Linked DNA regions of Homo sapiens: region 2 is linked to region 1. A link is an interaction called in ENCODE POLR2A ChIA-PET data of the cell type or tissue named here. Cell type or tissue: GM12878. All regions are shown on one strand. Links, peaks and the distances in the headings refer to the core of each region. The heading gives the core; the rest is flanking DNA. Region 1 has its middle 7.6 kb from the start of TRV-TAC3-1. Region 2 overlaps GDI2 (GDP dissociation inhibitor 2).

Region 1 (5,377 bases), core at 210-5,209:
ACCCTAGATGAGATGCTAATCCATGTGGCAATTTGGCTCTTTCTGAAAGGGCATAAATGAACTCTATTTCTTAGCTGACCACAGGAAAAAAAATGAGTTAAACTGAATTTGGAGCCCAGATTCTCAATCATTGCTGAAAGAATCAACCTCAAAATCTCAGGAACTTACCAGAGTAAATGTTTATTTCTCGTCTGTGAAATGTCTGACGTGGATGTTCTTGGTTCATGGGTTTTCCCTGAACCAAGATGGTTTTCCGCTGAGCGGTAAACTCAAGGACACAGGCTCCTTCTGCTGTGCAGTGTCACCAGCTTGGACTCCTTGGCTTCCAGTCACACAAACTGAGGAAAGAGACAGCAGGAGCTGTCACACAGCCCTTCTGTGGGCAGGCCTGCCAATGGCCTCAACTCTGGCCATGTTCCATTAGCAACACTAGGTGTGTGACTCCACCCAGATGCTGGGAGGGCCTAGAAATGTCATCTTCCTAGGCCGAGCGTGGTGGCTCACGCCTGTAATCCCAGCACTTTGGGAGGCCGAGGTGGGCAGATCACGAGGTCAGGAGTTCGAGACCAGCCTGATCAACATGGTGAAACTCCGTCTCTACTAAAAATACCAAAATTAGCCGGGCGTGGTGGCATGCACCTGTATTCCCAGCTACTCAGGAGGCTGAGGCAGTAGAATTGCTTGAATCCGGGAGGCGGAGGTTGCAGTGAGCTGAGATCCCGCCATTGCACTCCAGTGTGGGCGACAGAGGGAGACTCTGTCTCAAAAAAAAAAAAAAGAAAGAAGAAAGAAATGTTATTTTCCTGTGTGCCACAGGGCTCTGGGCAGTAAAGGACAGGTTGGTAGAATGGATGGACCACACCAGAGAGCTCTGTGTTTAAATCACAGCGTGGCCTATCATGGTGGCTCAAGCCTATAATCCTATGGGAGGCCTAGTAGGGAGGATCACTTGAGCCCAGGAACTCGAGATCAGCCTGGGCAACACAATGAGACCCTGTCTCTACAAAAAATTTTTAAATTAGGCCAGGTGTGGTGGCTCACACCTGTAATCCCAGCACTTTGGGAGGCTGAGGTGGGGGGATCACCTGAGGTCAGGAGTTCGAGACCAGTCTGGCCAAAATGGTGAAACCCTGTCTCTACTAAAAATACAAAAATTAGCTGGGCATGGTGGTGTGCGCCTGTAATCCCAACTACTCGGGAGGCTGAGGCAGGAGAATTGCTTGAACCTGGGAGGCAGAGGTTGCAGTGAGCCAAGATCACACCATTGCACTCCAGCCTGGGTGACAGAGCAACACCCCGTTTCAAAAAAAAAAAAAAATTTGCCAGGCATGGTGGTGCGTGCTTGTAGTCCCAGCTACTCAGGAGGCTAAGGAGGGAGGATTGCCTGAGCCCAGGAAGTCAAGGCTGCAGTGAGCTGAGATTGTGCCACTGCATTCCAGCCTGGGGCGACAGGAGTGAGAACCTGTATCCAAAAAATAATAATAAATAAATAAATCACAGCCCAGGTGGATTAGCCCCTTACCTTCAATCTTCTTGCTTGTAAAAAGGTCACAATACCTACCTTGCCATGTGGCTGTGAGAGGAAAGCCTGGCACACACAGAAGGTACATGATGACAAGTTGTTACTGTAGTATTATTTTGTTTGTAATCTGTCATTAAAGGTAATTCCGTGGCTTTCTGGGGAGTCCTGGTTTACCCAATAGGAACATGGAGCCATAGTATCAGATTGTTTTATATCTTAGATTTAAGACCTAGGCCGGGCGAGGTGGCTCATGGCTGTAATCCCAGCACTTTGGGAGGCCAAGGTGAGTGGATCACCTGAGGTCAGGAGTTCAAGACTGGCCTGGCCAAAATGGCGAAACCCTGTCCCTACTAAAAATACAAAAATTAGCCAGATGCGGTGGCATGTGCCTATAGTCCCAACTACTCAGGAGTCTGAGGCAGGAGGATTGCTTAAAGGCCAGAAGCGGAGGTTCCAGTGAGCCAAGATTGCGCCACTACACTCCAGCTTGATGACAAAGTGAGACTCCATCTCAAAAAAAAAAAAAAAAAAAAAAGATTTAAGAGCTAAAACCATCCAATGCAGTTGAGGCTCAGCAAAGCTCAGCAACTTGTCTGAGATCACATAGATGAGGGTCCTAAAATACACCTGGCCCCCTGCCCTCTTAGTAAACAGAGCGTCACCTTCTCCAAATGTCCACACTGTTACCTGGACCATTTCCACATAAAGAGATCAGGCTGTGTTTGCAAAGCTTCCTTCAAAGAGTTGGGAAATTTTCTTTCTGTCTCTTAAATATCAGTGACGATTATGCCTAGGCTGGAATTTTAACTTCCCATTCCAGTTTCCTGAATATAGTACAGTGAAAGAAAAGTCTAGAAATTTACTGACCTTTTCTCATTGGCTTGACACCATGCTTGACTTCTCAGTGGGGCTGAATTTCCCCTCCGGGGTCTGACTCACATTTTCCAGCACACAAAGCAACCCGTTCAATAATAACCAGACACTTTTACTGTTCAGATATCAATCTGGACCAAAAGTGGGTTGCTAATGACAATGAACAATCCACCAGCAAGGACCACACTTCCCCCCTGCTTTGTTTTTCAGTTTTCAACTTGGTTTCATTTTGCCATGACAAAAGAACTTGCTGGCCAGACACGGTGGCTCACACCTGTAATCCCAGCACTTTGGGAGGCTGAGGCGAGCAGATCGCTTGAGCCCAGGAGTTCAAGACCAGCCTACACAACATGGCGAAACTCTGTCTGTGCAAAAAATACAAAAATTAGCCAGGCGTGTGGGGCTTGCCTGTAGTTCCATCTACTTGGGAGGCTGAGGTGGGAGGATTGCTTGAGCCCAGGAGGTGGAGGTTGCACTGAGCTGATACTGTGTCACTACACTCTAGCCCAAGTGACAGAGCACGACCCTGTCTAAAAAAAAAAAAAAGAGGCCAGGTGTGGTGGCTCATGCCTGTAATCCCAGCAGTTTGGGAGGCGGAGACAGGTGGATCACCTGAGGTCAGGAGTTCTAGACCAGCCTGGCCAACATGGTGAAACCCTGTCTCTACTAAAAATACAAAAATTAGCCAGGCATGGTGATGGGTGCCTGTAATCCCTGCTACTCAGGAGGCTGAGGCAGGAGAATCACTTGAACCCGGGAGACGGAGGTTGCAGTGAGCTGAGATCGCGCCATTGCACTCCAGTCTGGGCCACAGAGCGAGACTCCATTAAAGAAAAAAAAAAAAAAAAAGAACTAGTCTGGGTGAGGTGGCTCACACCTATAATCCCAACACTTTGGGAGGCCGAGGTGGGCGGATGGCCTGAGCTCAGGAGTTCAAGACCAGCCTGGACAACATGGTGTAACCCCATCTCTATCAAAAATACAAAAATTAGCCTGGCATGGTGGCACACACCTGTAGTCCCGGCTACTCAGAAGGCTGAGATGGGAGAATTGCCTGAACCTGGGAGGCAAACATTGCAGTGAGCCGAGATCACACCAGTGCACTCCAGACTCGGTGACAGAGCGAGACTCTGTCTCAAAAAAAAAAAAAAAAGATCTTACTAAGGAGGCTGAAATGGCAGTGAGCCAGCAGCAGGCCCTGAGCTCACGTGACTATAAATTGGCCATGGCCAGCTCCGCACTGCCTGGGTTAATTTATCTTTACCGTGTTTTTCCAAGTGACAGGAGTGGTCAGGGAGAGAGAAGCAACTGACAGTAACATTAATTCACCCATCAGATGTCCCCAGCTTTGTGACCTATTGCAACAACCTCGGCCAATTTATTTTGTTGGCTTTTCCCATCTGCCAGCATCCAAAAATGAGACAAGCTGAAATAAAAACTCTTCCCAGGCCTTAGGGGTAAATAATAATTTCCTCTTTTCACCCAAAGACGAAGTGGTCCACTTCGCAGGCAAATCATTTTGCAGGCTTTCGGAGATGGCTTTCAACGTGTTTCACCCACAAACATCTGGAACCAGCTCTTCTTTACAAGTTATTTTCAGCAAGCAGCAAAATGCCATTCTGTAGTGTAGGAATTTCCACCAGGCACGTTTCAGGCTGCCTGTGTCGCCGTAGGGCAAATGACTACACAGATTGTCCTCCTGGACAGATTGGCAAGGAAAGATCTTCGATGATATGTTATATAACAAATGAAATGCCTATTCCTATAGTAAGGCTCAAAAAAACCTTTGATCAAAATTAGACCAGGTGTATGATTTTTCTTTTTTGGGACAGTGTCTCACTCTGTTGACCAGGCTGGAGTTCAGTGGTGCAATTACAGCTCACTGCATCCTCGACTTCTGGGGCTCAAGCAATACACCTGCTTCAGCCTCCTTAGTAGCTGGAACTACAGGTGCATGCCACTGTACGTGGCTAATTTTTTTGATTTTTAGTAGAGACGGGGTTTCCGTGTGTTGCCCAGGACAGTCTTGAACTCCTGAGCTCACTGAATCCTCCCGCCTCAGCCTTCCAAAGTGTGGGGATTACAGGCATGAGCCACTGTGCCTGGTTTCAGGTTTATGATTTGGAGTATGTATTTAGAGCAAATATTGTAAAAGGTGATCCCTCAAGAAAAAAGGAAATCATAGTCTCTTTGTTTGCTTCTGTCTCCAAAGAGGGAAGAGCAAAAGTCCTCAGCGATGTGGCTCCTTTGGACCAAGCTTCGTGGAAGATGAGAAGATCATTAGAAACCACCGACCTGAAAATGGGGGTTTCCTAGGACAATCAAGACTCACATTTGACTTTTTTTTTTTAAGATATGAGAGCTTCTTATTTTATCTCCTCTGAAATTAGTCACTAGTCTTTCTGACTACCAAACACAGCTAAACTGTATGTGCATATATATATATATATATATGGCTTCTGTCCCCCTACACAGAAAGGAGAGAAGAGAGAAGGAGAGAAGGAAATTATTACTTATGCAGGTGAAAGTAGTCAGCTGGGAGATTTCACATTTTCACTTAGCAGAGAGCGGGGAGGAGCTATTTTGATAGTACAGCTTCTCTTTCCATGGTGAAAGATAGATAACTTCTTCAAAGCTAAAACAAAGCTAAATACAGTTCTGGTTTAAAATTTAATATATGTAAGGCTCAACTTTATCACAAGTTCCAAGACTTAGATTTTAAAATAAAACTACCCAAAAAAGATAGCTAAAATAAGTGACTTACAGTTTTTTGTTTTGTTTTGTTTTGTTTGAGACAGAGTCTCCCTCTGTTGCCCAGGCTGGAGTGCAGTGGTGCGATCTTGGCTAACTGCAGCCTCCGCCTCCTGGGTTCAAGCAATTCTCCCGCCTCGGCCTCTTGAGTAGCTGAGACTACAGGCACGCACCGCCATACCCGGCCAATTCTTTTGTATTTTTAGTAGAGAGGGTGTTTCACCATGTTGG
Region 2 (5,377 bases), core at 130-5,129, 59 kb after region 1:
TTAGGTTGTATGTGTATGAGATGAATTGTCTGTCTGAAATGGCGGGCAACTGCAGCCGCAGACCTGAAGTCAGTTGGTACGTTTCAAGGAATTCAACTTTTTCTTGTAATGTCATGACTTTGCTTCTTGGGAGCACTTCCAGCATCAGTGGCATTCCCTGTGGGTCCTACGTTTTACTCAGTGTTTATGGTGTTGCACTAAACACGATGAAAAATATGTGAGAACAAGGAGAGATCACTTTTTACTGTGACAGATAATTTACTGGAGAGGTGAACTGCTCATGCAGAGATGATTATTGTCACATAGAGTTTTAAGATATTCAAACACTTGAGCTCACCACATTAGCAACAAAAGGTGGCTCCAGAGTTATTACAGTAGTACAGTATGTACTGCAGTTAATCTTACGCAGTTAAGACTTAATACTACATCTTTCTTTGTTTACAGTGGCACCGTGTATGGTCTGTGTTTGTGTGCCTAAGTTTTGTGATTAAATTTTAACTTTGAAATAGAATTGCATATATTTATGATAGTAAATAATATCTACATATATTTTAGCATTCATGACATACATAACTTTTTTCTAATTTTTTTGGTATTTCTAGGCTATGCGGTTCATCTGCAAGTTTTTTCAAATTGTCACAAATCTGCTGGGCATGTTGCTGTGCACCTGTAATCCTAGCCACTTGGTAGGCCAAGGCAGGAGGATTGCTTGAACCCAGGCATTTGAGGCTGTACTGTGCTATGTTCACACCTGGGAATAGTCACTGCACCTCTAGCCTGGACGATATATCCTTATATAGCAAGACCCTATCTCTTAAAAAAAAAATCATTTGGCCGGCTACTGTGGCTCATGGCTGTAATCCTAGCACTTTGGGAGGTTGAGGTGGGTGGATCACTTGAGCCCGAGAGTTCGAGATCAGCCTGGGCAACATAGTAAGACCCCTGTATCTACAAGAAATAGAAGAAAAATTAGCTGAATACCCTGTAGTCCCAGCTACTCAGGAGGCTGATGCAGGAAGATTGCTTGAGCCCAGGAAGTTGGTGGCTGCAGTGAGCTGTGGTTGCGCCACTGCACTCTAGTCTGGGTGACAGAGATCTCATCTCAAAAAGGAAAAAAAAAAAATCAAGTAAAATAAAACGTAGAACTGAAAGAAAAAACAAACCTGGCTGGGCATAGTGGCTCATGCCTGTCATCCCAGCACTTTGGGAGGCTGAGGCAGGCGGATCACTTGAGGTCAGGAGTTTGACACCAGCCTGTCCAACATGGTGAAACCCCATCTCTACTAAAAATACAAAAAAAAATTAGCCAGGTCTGATGGTGCATGCCTTTAATCCTAGCTACTCGGGATGCTTAGGTGGGAGTATTGCTTGAACCTCAGGGGCAGAGGTTGCAGTGAGCCGAAATCGCGCCACTGCGCACTCTAGCCTGGGCGACAGAGTGAGACTCCTTTTAAAAAAAAAAAAACATGCAAACCTCCAAAAATTTTTTCAGTACATTTATTGACAAGAAAAAATCTACATCAAGCTTGTCCTGTCTGTGGCCTATGGGCTGCATGTGGTCCAGGGTAGCTTTGAATGCAGCCCAACAGAAATTTGTTAACTTTCTTAAAACATGAGATTTTTTTTCACAATTTTTTTAAAGCTCATTAGCTATCGTTAGTGTATTTTATGTGTGGCCCAAGGCAATTCTTTTTCTTCCAACGTGGCCCAGGGAAGCCAAAAAATTGGACACCTCTGATCTACATAAAAAGTGGCAGTTCAGATGTGTTATTCAAGGGACAACTGTAAATACAGAAAGGCATATCCCATGGTGATCCATTGCTGTGGGGGAAAGAGGAAGGAGGGAGTGTGAGAAGGACGCTTTAAATAAAGTGATCTGGGAAGGCATCAGCATAGATAAATAGTAGTTGTAAAAAATTATCTACCTAGTAGGGACTAGGTGCAGTGGCTCACACCTGTGATTCCACACTTTAGGAGCCTGGGAGTTTGAGACCAGCCTGGGCAACATGGCGAGACCTTGTTTCTATGGAAAAAAAAAAAACACAGTAGGAAACACGTTATTGATTTGAACTTTTTCAATTAGGAGTTTTTCAGAATGAGCACTGGGTGTTTGAAGTATTTGTAATACAATTATATCTGGTTCTCATGCTGTTAACAGCTAGTCATTGAGATCACTATTTGGCGCCATGCATAGCAACATGGAATTAAGGGATGGAAAAACAGCCAGGACGTCTCTACTGTGCTGTGTAAAACAGGAGTGGCACTGATTTCTATCCCTCTCTGGGTAAGGATCAGGTAATGGAGGAAAATAAAGGAGAGGAAAGAGAAGGAAACATGATAGATTTTTATTTTGATTAAAACAAAAGTTGGTAACAGCAACTCAGGTTTCTATTAAATAAACAAAAGTTGGGAGATACTCCAAAATAACTGTTAGTAATAGCTTTAAGTTCTGACAGGCTGTGCCGACCGGAATATGATACCTAAGTTTTAAGTGCATTGAAATAGTGATTCATGTTTCCTTTTGCCTGTCTTATACCCAGCTCTTACAACTACACTTGTGTCTTAAGTATAGTGCTGATGTGGTAATAGGATATTTCTATTCAGCCTTATGCCTTTACTGTGTGTACATTCTGTCCATTTAAAAGGCTGAATTGTAAATCTTAATTTTAAAAAATTAAATGTAGTCAGTTGTCATTAATAGCCTCATGTTTCTTTTTTTTTTTTGAGACGGAGTCTCACTCTTGTTGCCCAGGCTGGAGTACAATGGTGCAATCTCGGCTCAGTGCAATCTCTGACTCCTGGGTTTATCAAGCGATTCTCCTGCTCCAGCCTTCCAAGTAGTTGGGATTACAGGCGTGCGCCACCACACCCAGCTAATTTTGTATTTTTAGTAGAGATGGGGTTTCACCATGTTGGTCAGGCTGGTCTTGAACTCCTGACCTCAAGCGATCCACCCTCCTCAGCCTTCCAAAGTGCTGGGATTATAGGCGTGAGCCACTACGACCTGACCAGCCTCATGGTTTTAATTTTCAGTTTTGTTGGCTGGAAAATGATCTTGGATGTAATATTAAATCTATCAAAACATTAAGCTGTCAATAGAAACATTTGAGAGTTTGTTTTTAAAACTGTAGTTGTATTTTAAAAATAGCTGTACAGCTTAGGAATGGGGGGAGAAGGGAGATAAAATCAGAAAATTTTCTTTTTTGTTGGCTATTTGTCTATCATCTATGATTAGTTGAAATACAGCCTAGTAATAAAAGCTGAGGATTTATAAAGTGGTAATTTGTAGCTTCTTCATCTGTTTTTTAGTGTAAAATGCAGCGAATTGGTTGCTTATGTAGGACTTCAGTAAAATAAGTGACTAGCAGCAGTAGCAGCAGCATCGAAATTTTATCGAGGTCAATTTGTTCTTGTTATCTTAAGCTGTTATCATTAAGTGCCCGGTTGTATCTTAGCATACAGAGGCGGAAAAGCAAGAGCATTCAGAATTTAGGCAATTGGCTGAGTGTAGATCAGAGTTGTCAAAGGGAGACTCTTCAGATGGGTGGCTTCATGGATACTTGTTCAGAGTCACATTTACCTTGTACCTAGTAAGAAACATAATTTGACATTTTTCATTCAGTTAAGTAGTAGTTTTAATTACTTGTAATTGTATGGTAGAATTGAAGACTTTATAAGTAACCTGTTATAATCGTGTCAGTTTAAGGTGTTGTGAAACTGGAAGCCATGCTGTCCAAACTCCCATATCTTAAATTGCATCCTGCATTTTAGGCGCGGTGGCTCATGCCTGTAATCTCAGCACTTTGGGAGGCCGTGGTGGGCGGATCACCTGAGGTCAGGAGTTTGAGACCAGCCTAACATGGTGAAACCTTGTTTCTACCAAAAGTACAAAAATTAGCTGGGCGTAATGGCGGTTGCCTATAATCCCAGCTACTCGGGAGGCTGAGACAGGAGAATCGCTTGAACACGGGAGGCAGAGGTTGCAGTGAGCTGAGATTGCGTCATTGCACTCCAGTCTAGGCGACAGAGCAAGACTCTGTCTCAAAAAAAAAAAAAAAAAAAAAAATTGCATCCTGCATTCCGCAGTTGATAACAAGGCATGTTTAAACTTTGCTCTCATACTTCGTTCTCCTCAATGTCTGATTGTGAGTGTGCTTTTTGAAAAATTCTTTTTTATTTAGGCCTAATGGGATTGTTTGAAAAACGTCGCTTCAGGAAATTCCTAGTGTATGTTGCCAACTTCGATGAAAAAGATCCAAGAACTTTTGAAGGCATTGATCCTAAGAAGACCACAATGCGAGATGTGTATAAGAAATTTGATTTGGGTCAAGACGTTATAGATTTTACTGGTCATGCTCTTGCACTTTACAGAACTGATGAGTAAGTATTTTGGTTTTTAGATTTGTATTTTTCTTGAAATTCTCACTAAATTTCCCAAGTCTTCCAAGTGGAAATTCTAACAAAACAAATACTTAGCCATATTGCACTATGAATGAAGAGGTTCTAGTTGAAATTAGTGTTGGGACCTTTTAAGTGATTTAAATATAAAGGTAGTGGGCCAGGTGTGGTGGCTCACGCCTGTGATCCCAGCACTTTGGGAGGCCAAGTTGGGTGGATCATTTGAGGTCAGGAGTTCAAGACCAGCCTGGCCAACATGGTGAAACCCCCTCTCTACTAAAAATGCAAAAATTAGTTGGGCGGTAGTGGTGCGTCCCTGTAATTCCAGCCACTTGGGAGGCTGAGGCAGAAGAATCACTTGAGCCTGGGAGGTGGAAGTTGTGGGGAGCCGAGATTGCACCACTGCACTCCAGTCTGGGCGACAGAGTGAGACCCTGTCTCAAAAAACAAAAAAACAAAAAAGAAGATAGCGGATTGAAATCGCTTCAAAAAAAATTATAAATTGAACACCATGAATGAAAACTAAAGCCCTTTCCTAATACTCATTTCCTTTCTTCCAGTTACTTAGATCAACCGTGTTATGAAACCATTAATAGAATTAAACTTTACAGTGAATCTTTGGCAAGATATGGCAAAAGCCCATACCTTTATCCACTCTATGGCCTTGGAGAACTGCCCCAAGGATTTGCAAGGTAAGAGCCTGTGTTTAAAACCTCAGTGATCCAAAACCTCATCTTCAACATAATGTGTATATGAGATATAGTTTAAATAATGAGATGAGATCAGTCTATGAGTAATAAGATGCTTTTTATTTTTATTGAAATAAAATTAACATATAATGATATGCATGGATCTTCAGTTAAAAAAAATCCAGTTTTATACAACTGTAGCTGATGTGCTCTTGTAAGTGCCAACTCCTGGCTGGAGGCCAGCCAATACAAAACCAGCGCACTTAACAAAAATACAACCAAGGACCTTC

The links. Peaks named below come from ENCODE experiments on the same cell type or tissue, not always from the same donor. Only the 100,000 strongest peaks of a DNase experiment are listed, where the experiment ranks them.
Region 2: POLR2A ChIA-PET joins it to region 1 with 5 read pairs; 3 of 35 experiments call an interaction of 5 or more read pairs at or near these places.

What each region holds. Positions count from the first base shown.
Region 1 is chr10:5,843,459-5,848,835 of GRCh38, reverse strand. No RefSeq gene overlaps it. Among named protein-coding and RNA genes, the nearest start is that of TRV-TAC3-1, 7.6 kb to the left of the region's middle. RefSeq lists enhancers at 2,633-2,732, 2,883-2,932, 4,547-4,846. In GM12878, for the core only: no CTCF peak of the experiment used is centred there; a DNase peak (open chromatin) is centred at 2,525; H3K4me3 peaks cover 1,653 bases; H3K27ac peaks cover 2,837 bases.
Region 2 is chr10:5,784,855-5,790,231 of GRCh38, reverse strand. GDI2 (GDP dissociation inhibitor 2) reads left to right here. Exons shown (of 11, transcript NM_001494.4): 5 at 4,182-4,380; 6 at 4,959-5,090. Among named protein-coding and RNA genes, the nearest start is that of GDI2, 26 kb to the left of the region's middle. In GM12878, for the core only: no CTCF peak of the experiment used is centred there; no DNase peak of the experiment used is centred there.